Regions from separate parts of the Homo sapiens genome. Here region 1 is linked to region 2. A link is a contact called in ENCODE POLR2A ChIA-PET data. All regions are on one chromosome and are shown on one strand. Each heading gives the region's core, a stretch centred on a gene start or an enhancer-like site at or near the end of the contact. The rest is flanking DNA. Distances are from core to core; before and after follow the strand shown.

Region 1 (5,779 bases), core at 365-2,864, about 13 Mb after region 2:
GCCCAAGGGCTACAATGAATGATGCAGGGAGCCCTCAGCAACACCCTGGGCCCATGAATCCCCAACGGGGACAGCAAGGTGGGAGAGATGAGCCCCAGCTGGAATCCCTGGGACCAGGTCTGTCTCTGCCCATACCCAGACTCTCTTTTCTCTTGAGAAAGGAGGAAGAATGAGGAGTAAGAAGGAAAAAAAAATCCAGTCACTGTCCCTAGTTAAGCCATCTCCTTAGAAGTGAGGGCCCAGTGGGGCAGGTAGGCTGTGTATACTCCACGAGGATCCCTAAGGACCTCTGCCTGGAGACATGAGTCGAAAACAGAGGAAGCCCACAGCAAACCCGTAGATGAGCAAGAAGCCAGTGTCAAATGCTTGGGCACATGGCTTCGGACGTGGTGGAGTTAGAACCTGAAGGCCAAATAAAAATGCAGAGAGGGTGACAAGGCAGATGGGCACAGTTTCCAAGCCCTCTGGGGCAACCTGAACAGCAGACTAGAGCACTGGCAGGGTCAGGCTGAGGTCCTCACACACTGAGCAGAAGTCGCTGCTTTGCAAGGGCTTTTGAAGCTGCAATCTGAGCAGCTCTCAAAACCCCAAAGGGGTCAGGACAGCACTCTTTGAAGCAACTCTCGCAGACTCCTCCGGCCCCAGACCAGCAGGGCTCCACTCTGCACGTCCAGACTAATCAACTCCCGGACACGATGACAGGAGGCAGAAAGCCCAGAAGAGAGCCGGCCTGTGACTGGGCTGGGCCTCCCCTCAGGCCAGGCCACCACCGTCTCTGGTCTAAGCTGGAGTCCTCCCAGCGAAGGCGCCTGGCCCTGCCTCAGGAGTAAAGTCCGCCCGTGCACAAGCTGGAATCCCCTGGCCCTAGCCTCAGCGTCCCGTGCCCGTGGGAAGCCAGGCTCCTTCCTCCTTATTAGCAGCCGGGAGCCATCTCAGACACGCTAGAGCTCCGCCAGTTCCCAATCAGAAAAAACAGGGCAGACTTGGACTGGGACCAAGGCCGATGCAGGGTAACCCCGGTTTCTCAGCGAGGGCCCTTTCCCAAACTTTCTCATCACTTTCCAGCCCTCCTACCCTAGACTTCTCAACCCACCCGCCACAATTCACTGGCTCCCCAAACTCCTCCATCTCCCAGTCACTCGGAATCCCTGTGCCGCGGAAGCCCCCAGGCCTCCCAGCTGCTTCCAGCCCTCCGCTGCAGAACCTGCTTCCCCTTCCCACTTCTCCACCGCGACCCGCCGCAGCCCGAGGGTCCCGGCCCGCCCTCCACCGTCTCCCGGAGTTCCTCATGCATTCCCCAGGGCCCTCACTCGAGGCCCCTTCAGCCGCCGGCCCGGGCGCCCTCGCAGCGCCTCTCGCCCCCGTCCGCTCGCGTCCTCCTTGCTCACCTGGTACTGCGCCGCGGGGCCCGCGGGGCCCATGGGGCGGAAGGCGGCGGCCCCGGGGCCCCCCACGCCTCCTGCCGGACCCGGTCCCCGGAGCGCCGGTCCGGGCAGCATGCCGGGTCCCGCGGGGGGAGGCGGCGCTCCCAGGGCCGCAGCCACGGCGCCGCCGCCAGGGCTTAGCGGGGGCAGCGGGAACCCGCCCGCGCCTCGGCCCGACATCGCTCCGTCCCGTCCCGCGGTGCCGCGATCCGGACTCCGGGCTCCGCGTCGAGTCCACTCCGTGCTCTGTGCTCCGCGATCCGGGACTTGGCGATCTTAATTCCGGGTTCCGGGATTTGTCGATCCGGGCTCCGGGATTTCCTAATCCAAGTTCGCGAGTTCCTCACAGACCCGGTTCGGGACAGATTCCGCTCCTGCCCGGGAGATTCCGGATCCAGGATCTGCTGCGGGCCCGCCTTCCGTCCCCGGCCTCCGGAGGTTTGGCCGCCCGAGTCGAGTTACCCAGAGGCGGCTACGAACTCCCTGCCCCGCCCAACCCAGCCCAGCACTAGGCCCCGCCTCTACCTGGTGCCCAATGCTCGAGTGCCTCCTCGAATCCTGCCCCTCGCGAGACCCGCCCCCAGCGGGCACCGCCCCTAACTGCCGACCTCAGAGCCCCACCCCCCCACCTTTGGCCCAGCCTTTCGTCGGAGGGGCGGGAGCGGAAGCTGCGCGCGGAAGCGCCGAGTGAGGCGCGGGGTCAGAGGTCTAAGGTCACTTAGGGGCTTCACAGTGAATGAGCCGTTGCTACTACTCTCTCCCGGTATAGCACCCTCACCGAATTCCGCGGCCACACTCCCCGAAAATAGTTTTGTCAAGTCTCCTTTCTGCATCTTCGGCGTTAAAGACTCAACTCAGAGTCGGTAGCTGTGGCTCACGCCTGTAATCCCAGCGCTTTGGGAGGCTGAGGCGGGCGGATCCCCTGAGGTCAGAAGTTCGAGACCAGCCTGGCCAACATGGTGAAAACCCCGTCTCTACTAAAAATACAAAAATTAGCCGAGTGTGGTGACGGGCGCCTGTAATCCAAGCTACTCGGCAGGCTGAGGCAGGAGAATCGCTTGAACCTTGGAGGCAGAGGTTGCAATGAGCCGAGATCGCCCCACTGCACTCCAGCCTGGGCGGCAAGAGTGAAACTCATCAAAAAAAAAAAAAAAAAAAAAAAAGACTCAGCTGCTCTGTGGGGCAGAACAGCAGCCAACTCAACTTCCTGTAAAAGCTCATGCTGGTAGCTCGGAACTGCCAAGGGACCTAGGAGGCTCCAGACTTGACCCAGCTGGTGAACGGTCGACTTGGCCAAGGCTGAGTTCTACCGCACATTTTTAACGTGGCTCCGCCTCACTTTAAGGAAGCCTGGTACTTTACTCCCCAGAAAATGCTTCTAGTCAAAAGAAATTTGGCTTATGAGAAACCTCCCCGCAGTTTAAAAAAAGAGGTCTTTCTCCAGTATTTATAGCACTTAATTTTCAAAAATGCAGTATCTTTTCAGGTACACTGTGCTGTATCAAAGTATTCAAAAATGCGTCAGCTGTGCCAGGGAGCCTACCCTCTGATGGTCTGGATCTCCTCGCCGTGATATGGACCAGTGCTGCTTAAACTTTAATGAGCACATAAAAAACACTCGAGGCTCTTATTAAAAATGCAGATTGTGGCAGGGCCCAGGACTCTGCATTTGTAACAAGCTGCCAGCGATGCTGTTGCTTCTCAGACCACACTGTCAAGAAGCCGGGATCTAGACTTTTTTTTTTTTTTAGTTTTTTTACTATAATTGCTTTATTTTTCCAGCCCCAACCAAGTAATACTTCCTTCCTTGCATCATAGCACCCCAGATCTTTTTTACAGTATAGTTCTCCAGTGCTTTTTAGAAATTAGTTCTCCTCATGCCTCTAGTGATAAACACCGCTGCTGCTGTTTTCTTACCTCCTGAACTTAGAGATCCCACTCTATTGCCCCAAGAGTCGATAACCTGTCAGTCTGGGGACTGGCCACTGGAATTGTTAAAGTCACTGAATCATGGCCCCTCCCATCCCTGTAAAGTGGGTTAAGAGTTCATGATAAGGCAGCTAATATCCATTTCAATCCTTTTAAGCTTCTAGAACAACAGTAATTCTCAAAGTGATAGGGGCAGTGGAGAATCAGAGTCCTCTGGGAAGCTACTCCAAAATACCTCCGCCAGCCACCCCTCCAATCCAATGGCTCTCAGTATTGTATTTGAAAAATAAGCTTCCTAGGTAATTCTGATGCGACCCAGTGGGTCGCATCAGAAAACACAAGATTTTTTCTACCCTAGAAAAGGGGCAAGCTAATAAGTGCATTTAAAAGCAGATCAGCTGGGTGGAGTGGCTCACACCTGTAATCCCAGCACTTTGGGAGGCCAAGGTGAGTGGATCACTTGAAGTCAGGAGTTCGAGACCAGTCTGGCCAAGATGGTGAAACCATGTCTCTACTAAAAATATAAAAATTAGCTGGGCGTGGTGGTGCACACCTGTAATCCCAGCTACTCAGGAGGCTGAGGCACGAGAATTGCTTGAACCCAAGAGGCAGTGGTTGCAGTGAGCAGAGATCGTGCCACTGCACTCCAGCCTGGGTGACAGAGTAAGACACTGTCTCAATAATAATAAAGCAGATCAAACGGTTAAATATAACTCAGTTCCTGTCAATCCCTTGTTTAAAACCCTCCCCAGCTCCCCATTGCTCTTAGATTGAATGTCACACTCCCTCCTGTGACATTTAAGGCTCTGCAGGACCTGGTCCCTGCTTACCTCCTTGGGTTCATTTTAAATCACTGCCTTTGGCTCTCCAAGCATTGGCCCAGATGGTCTCCTTGCAGTTTTTCAAACTACCCATCCCCTTCCCATCTCAGAGCCTCTCTGTTCTCTCACACCCTACTTCCCACCAAGTGATTATCACAGTACATCATTACTTAAGTGTGTGCTGATTTACTGTCTGATGTGGCTCACCCACTAAAATATAAACTCTACGAAGGCAGGATCTTTTTCTCTCTCAATTTATCTTTTTATTTTAAAATTTGTATTTTTTTAAGACAGTGATTTGCTAGGTTGCCCAGGCTGGCCTCAAACCCCTGGGCTCAAGTGATAGTTCCTGAATAGCTGAGTAGGTATACACCACACCTGGCTATTTTTTTAAATTGAAGTGAGATTTACGTAATAAAATTAACTGTTTGAAATTGCACAATTCAGTGGTATATATTACATTCACAATGTTGTGCAACACCTCCTCTACCTAGGTCCAAAATTTTGGGGTCCAAAATAATGACCCCAAAAGAAAACTCCATCCTCATTAGAAGTTGCTCCTCATTTCTTCCTCTTCCCAACTTCTGGCACCCACCAATCTGGGTTCTGTCTCTAGATTTATCTATTCTGGATACTTCATATAAATGGAATCATAATAGGTGGGTGTTGGGCATGGCTTCCTTCACTTAGCATAATGTTTTTGAGGTTCATCCATTTTGTAGCATGTATCAGTACTTCCTTTCTTCTTATGGCTGAATAATATTCCATTGTATGTATATAACACAATGTGTTCATCTGTTTGTCTTTGTATTTATTTGTTTATGACAGCATCTCGCTGTGTTGCCCAGGCTGATTTCAAACTCCTTAGCTCAAGTGATCCTCCTGCCTTGGCCTCCCAGAGTGCTAGGATTATAGGCATGAACCACCATGCCTGGCCCTATCCATTTATCTGTTGATGCGCAGTAGGGCTACTTCTACTTCTTGGCTATTCCAAGTAGTGCTGCTATGAATATATATTTGTATTTGAGTACCTGTTTTCAGTTATTTGGGGTATATACTGTGTCTCCCTTGATCCCTGTTGTAACTTAACAAATATGTATGAACAGACAATGTTTGAGTGTAGTGGGAGGGAATGATAAACAATAATATAATATCAGTTAATATCAGATATATCAGATAATATAAACAATGAGTTAACTGTGTTATGATAAAATATCCTTAAGGTGTTAGGGAGCAAATAGAGATATCTGAGGCATGGTAGAGATAAAAGGAAGATTTCCTACACAGTAGGCAGAGAATAGGTAACATTTACTGAGCATTTTCTACGTGAATTAGCTCATTTAATCATCACAACACATAGGAGGTAGATACCATATATGAGGTACACACTATTTTTACCTCTTTTTTTTTTTTTAAAGAGTTGGGGTCTCACTCTGTTGCCCAGGCTAGAGTGCAGTGGCATGATCATAGCTTGACTAATGGGGCCTCAAACTCCTGGGCTCAAGCAATCCTCCAACCTCTAAAAACTCCCGAGTACCTGGGACTACAGACACCAGCCTCTATGCCTGGCTCTATCTCTGTTTGAGAAATCAAAGCATGGAGATC
Region 2 (5,502 bases), core at 1,364-3,863:
TCTCCTATCAAAGGCCAGAGGTTTCAAATATGCCCTGGAGCCTAACCCATTACTTTTTTTTTTTTTTTAAGACACAGTCTCACTCACTCTGTTGCCCAGGCTGGAGTGCAGTGGCGCGACCTTGGCTCACTACAGCCTAAGTCTCTTGACAGTCCACTGTTTAAAGCGATGCTCCTGCCTCAGCTTCCCGAGTAGCTGAGATCACAGGCGCCACCACCACGCCTGGCTATCCTTTGTGTTTTTAGTAGAGACAGGGTTTCCCCATGTTGGCCAGGCTGGTCTCGAACCCATGACCTCAAATGACCCACCTCTGCCTCCCAAAGTGCTAGGATTCCAGGCGTGAGTCACCACGCCAGGACCCAACCCGTTACCTTTTTAAGATTTTAAGTCATTAACTATCCCCTTCTTTTATTTTCCACCTCTCTACTGGAATATCCCCAACATTAAACATTCTCTCATTTCCTACGTTTGGGGTTTTTTTTTTTTTGGTCTTTTCTTTTTTTTTCCTTTTTGTGGAGAATGGCGTCTTGTTATGTTGCCCAGGCAGGTCTTAAACTCCTGGCCTCAAGCTATCTCCCTGCCTCTGCCTCCCTAAAGTAGTGGGATTATGGCGTGAGCCACCATGTCTAGCCTCTAATTTCCTATCTTCAAAAAGGCTCCAGCCCCACTTGGTGGCTCACGCCTGTAATCCCAGCACTTTGGGAACTTTGGGAGGTCGAGGCAGGTGGATCACCTGAGGTCAGGAGTTTGAGATCAGCCTGGCCAACATGGCGAAACTCCGTCTCTACTAAAAGTACAAAAATTAGCTGGGCGTGGTGGCGGGTGCTTGTAATCCCAGCTACTCAGGAGGCTGCGGCAGGATAAACTTGAACCCGGGAGGCAGAGGTTGCAGTGAGCCAAGATGGTACCACTGCACTCCAGCCTGAGCGATAGCTCAAAAAAAAAAAAAAAAAAAAAAAAAGGCTTCATGTCCCATACCTCCTTTGAGTTCTCACCCTATTTTGCTGCTTTCCTTCTTAAAAAGAGGTGTCCACGACCGGGCGCGGTGGTTCACGCCTGTAATCCCAACACTTTGGGAGGCTGAGGTGGGTGGATTATTTGAGCTCAGGAGTTCAAGACCAGCCTGGGCAACTTGGCGAAACCCCGTCTCTACCAAAAATACAAAAACTTAGCCGGGCGTGGTGGCATGCGCCTGTAGTCCCAGCTACTGGGGAGGTTGAGGCGAGGGGGTCGCCTGAGCCCGGGAGGTTGAAGCTGCAGTGAGCTGAGATCGTGCCATTGCACTCCAGCCTGGGTGACAGGGCCAGACCCAGTCCCCCCAAAAATAAAAGTGTTGGGCTTGTTATCAATGTGTAGTGCCTTACATTGTATAAACTCATTTAATCTTCACAATAGCATCGTGGCTGGGGGCCGGGGGAGGACTATTGTAAACCCCATTTTACAGAAAAGGAAACAAAGGCACAGAGCGGCAGAGCTGGGATTACGAACCCAGGCAATCTGGCTTTAGAGACCATACCCTTAACTGTGCTAAAGCATTATCCCAACATACGTTGATATATTTGTGACTTTATTTCTTCAGCGATTATCTCCCCTCGCCAATGCACAGGTCTGCGGGAGCATGGACTGTCTGAAAGGTTCTGAGTTTAGCTTTAAGCACAGTGCCTGGCACATACCATTTGTTGAATAAATGGATCTACCTATCTATATATATGTGTGTGTGTGTGTGTGTATGTGTGTGTGTGTGTGTGTGTGTATATATATATATATATATATATATATTTTTTTTTTTTTTTTTTTTTTTTTTGAGATGGAGTTTTGCTCTTGTTGTCCAGACTGGAGTGCAATGGCGCGATCTCGGCTCACCGCGACCTCCGCCTCCCGGGTTCAAGCGATTCTCCAGCCTCAGCCCCCTGAGTAGTTGGGATTACAGGCATGCGCCACCACGCCAACCTAATTTTGTATTTTTAGTGGAGACGGGGTTTCTCCATGTTGGTCAGGCTGATCTCGAACTCCCGACCTCAGGTGATCCGCCCGCTTCGGCCTCCCAAAGTGCTGTGATTACAGGCGTGAGCCACCTCACCTGGCCTACTGGATCAATATCTTTTTAAAAAATTCCACACTGGGAGACATTTGGTGTAGGACTGAATCCCCGTATTTTAGAAGCCGCCTTGTCTCTTCTTGCCTCGATTTCCCATCCTGTTAATCAGGAGACTCAGGGCGGGAGGACAAAGCCAGGTGCAAGAGGCGTGAGCACAGCGACTAGGAAAATGGAGTCGGAAGCCGTAATCTTCAGTTTCCTCCGCTGCATGAGGCACCATGTGCACCACGTGGACTAAAGGAGACACTTTCTCCATTTTGAAGCGGTGTCCAGGCTTCAAGACCTAGGCTCCAATTTCTCACCGTGAAGAAGCTCGGGAAAACCGGGCGCTTGGGGAGGCGCGCGGGCAGAGGCTACCCGTCCCCGCGGCCTCTAGACAGGGGCGGAGTCCCTACCCGGCCTCCGCGGGCCCCGCCCCCGGACGGCGGAAGCCGAGCTCGCCCTCTCCGCCCGGGCCTGGGCGTGTCCCACGGGCGCACGGCATGCTGGGAAGGCGTCCGCGCGGCGGCCATTTTGTCTTGTCGGCTCCTGTGTGTAGGAGGGATTTCGGCCTGAGAGCGGGCCGAGGAGATTGGCGACGGTGTCGCCCGTGTTTTCGTTGGCGGGTGCCTGGGCTGGTGGGAACAGCCGCCCGAAGGAAGCACCATGATTTCGGCCGCGCAGTTGTTGGATGAGTTAATGGGCCGGGACCGAAACCTAGCCCCGGACGAGAAGCGCAGCAACGTGCGGTGGGACCACGAGAGCGTAAGTCCCGCGGGCCTTGGCCTGAGCCCGGGCTCCGTGGGGGAGGGGAGCGGGCGCGGGCTGTGGCCCTCCTGGCCGCGGCGCGATGTGGCCAGGGCCGCACCCGGGGTCGAGCGTCTGACCCGGTGCCCATGGAGCCAGGAGGGAGGATGCTGTCCGGACCCGGGGATGGGGGTGATTTGGTTTTGTTGTTCTAGTATCAAGGGGGTCCGGGAGAGCCCTTGGCATAATTGAAAAGCACCTTGATGAGGCGGGGAAACGCGGGAAAGAAGGATAGCAGCGTCTTATTAAATCTAGCGGCTCCGAGGTTTCACCTCATTATGAAATAGGGAGAAGGGCACATTTTTCTATAGTTTGGGTTGAACGTCGTATTTAGACTAAAATTTCTGACCAGGATTCATGGTAAAAATCGTGGCGGTATTTTATTTAAGTAATTACAGCATGACGCTTATACGGGGAAATAGAAATGTAAAAGAAGTCGTTTACTTGTTAGGGTTTACCGTGATGATTTACAAGTATTGTTCGTTAACAGTATTCTAAGAAGTCCCTTATAGAGGCAGCTGTCAAGGTTTTTTCTTCCACATAAAACTCATTTGATGCTCTTAGCCCGGGGAGTAAAGGTAAATATTATAACCCCAGTTTCACTGGTGAGACTTAAAAAGGCTCACCCAAAGTCTTGGCAACTGAGGAAACTAATCTTTGTAGTTCTGTTAGCTTTCCACAATCCTATGAAACTGGTTCTCTGCACCTACTGTAGCATTTCAAGTGTTTTGATCTAGTTTTGAACATGCAGTGTAATGTTTACTTTAGGTCTTATCTGGAGAATAGATACAGAATTTAATTTTACTTTGAGGTTATAATCTAACATGCTAATTTTAAAACAATTGCTAATCAAAATAGGAAGGAATAGTTCAGGTAATGCATGCTTCTTTAGAAAACTGTTTTCTTACTCTTTTTAAACGTAGGCTTTGGTTAAGGTAAAATTTCTTTTTTGCAGTGTAGGAAAGCAAGTTGGTGCTAGATGACTCCTTTTAGGACTTTAAGAAAGAGTAAGTTTGGCTCAAGTTGTGTTGGGGTGCTAACTGATTCCAAAGTAGTATGAAACATTCTTAGAGTAGAATTTATTGTTTTTAAGAGGTGGGTTTTTTGTTTTTAACATTTAGGCTCCCCATCCCCCCGACCATTTGTCACAATAGGAGACTAAGGAACTGCTTACCTTGACCATCTTTCTTTTGTAGGCATCTTTGTTATAGCGAAGTAACTTTTTTTTTTTTTAACTACCTGACTCTGTAACCTTTCAGTCTAAACTTTGCAAATGTGTTAGGAATAACGCTCAAAATCCTAAGTAAGGTAAAAAACCAAAACATTATGGCGATTTGGCTTATGTTCAATAGGTTATTTGTATATTTTGAATTCAAGAGAAAAATGCTTTCCATTGCACTCCTTATCAGTTGGAACAGCCTTGTATCTCTGCACCCTTGACTTTGAACACGTTTTAGAGAAACTGTTTTCTTTCCCGGGGTAATTTGTTGCCACATTGCATTGTATGTGATGGGTTTATGACTCTTCAATGATGAGGCCCTCAGAATAGCAATTTAGGTTTTATGTCATCTCAGCCGTAATCTGCTTTGCTTTCAGTTTTAGTACTTTTCACTAATTTTAACTTTCAGTGTTTATTACTAAAGTATTTAATGCCTTAATGACAGATTGCACTTCACTCTAGATTGAAGGATTTCAAGTCAGTTACTGGCATTTCAGATTGATATCTGCAGGGAAAATGTTGGTAGTGTTGAGCAAAAACAAAGCACATGGTCTCATCTAAATAGGTGGAATTATTGTATAATGAAGCTGGGGAAGCTGTTGATATCGTTTCCGGGTCATCTGCATATTCTTGTACTGTTGGCTGTTAGTGCTAAACCTGCAGGGATGGGCAAACCCATTATATGCTGAAAAGGAGTCACCTTTTCTATAGCCTAATATTTTAACATATTTTTGCATTCCTGTTCTATCTGGAAATTTTTCTTGGCCATACTTGCATTAAATGGAAGAAGCCATTTCAGCTGGATGGGGCCCTTGTTTTTTTTTTTGGAATAGAGATAAATACCAAAATAAGGAAAGGAAGCAACCATTAATTAAAAGACAGTTGCCGTGGCATCTGTAAGTATTTAACAGTCAAAATGCTAACTTTACCTAGTATTAAAGGTAGTCCCTAGATAGCTGTATTTGACCTGTGGAATTTGTTTTAAATGCATATTTCTGTACTTCAACCCCTTCAACTCCCCTTCCCAGAGAGTCAGATTCTGTCTGTCTTGGGGAAGGGTCCCAGTATCTGCATTTTTTATGGCTCCTCTTATGCATTCTTTTTTTTTTTTTTTTTTTTTTTTGAGACGGCGTCTTGCTCTGTCTCCCAGGCTGGAGTGCAATGGCGTGATTTTGGCTCATTGCACCCTCCGCCTCCCGGGTTCAAGCGATTCTCCTGCTTCAGCCTCCCCAGTAGCTGGAACTACAGGCGCCCTCCACCACGCCCAGCTAATTTTTATATTTTTAATAGAGATGGGGTTTCACCATGTTGGCCAGGATGGTCTCGATCTATTGACCTCGTGATCTGCCCGCCTCGGCCTCCCAAAGTGCTGGGATTACAGGCGCGAGCCACCGCGCCC

What was found. ChIA-PET counts read pairs that join two places held with the same protein, here RNA polymerase II (POLR2A).
Region 1: POLR2A ChIA-PET joins it to region 2 with 19 read pairs in naive thymus-derived CD4-positive, alpha-beta T cell. The contact joins the promoter of SMARCD2 here to the promoter of LUC7L3 in region 2. POLR2A ChIA-PET finds 5 or more read pairs at or near these places in 2 of 52 experiments (activated B cell and naive thymus-derived CD4-positive, alpha-beta T cell).

Annotation. Positions count from the first base shown.
Region 1 is chr17:63,841,071-63,846,849 of GRCh38, forward strand. SMARCD2 (SWI/SNF related BAF chromatin remodeling complex subunit D2) reads right to left here and starts at 1,615. Exons shown (of 13, transcript NM_001098426.2): 1 at 1,389-1,615. The coding sequence starts at 1,604. RefSeq lists an enhancer at 538-617, silencers at 1,338-1,567, 1,938-2,107 and a cis regulatory region at 3,217-3,606.
Region 2 is chr17:50,716,990-50,722,491 of GRCh38, forward strand. LUC7L3 (LUC7 like 3 pre-mRNA splicing factor) reads left to right here and starts at 2,614. Exons shown (of 10, transcript NM_016424.5): 1 at 2,614-2,842. The coding sequence starts at 2,744. RefSeq lists silencers at 2,321-2,550, 2,891-2,950 and an enhancer at 2,581-2,720.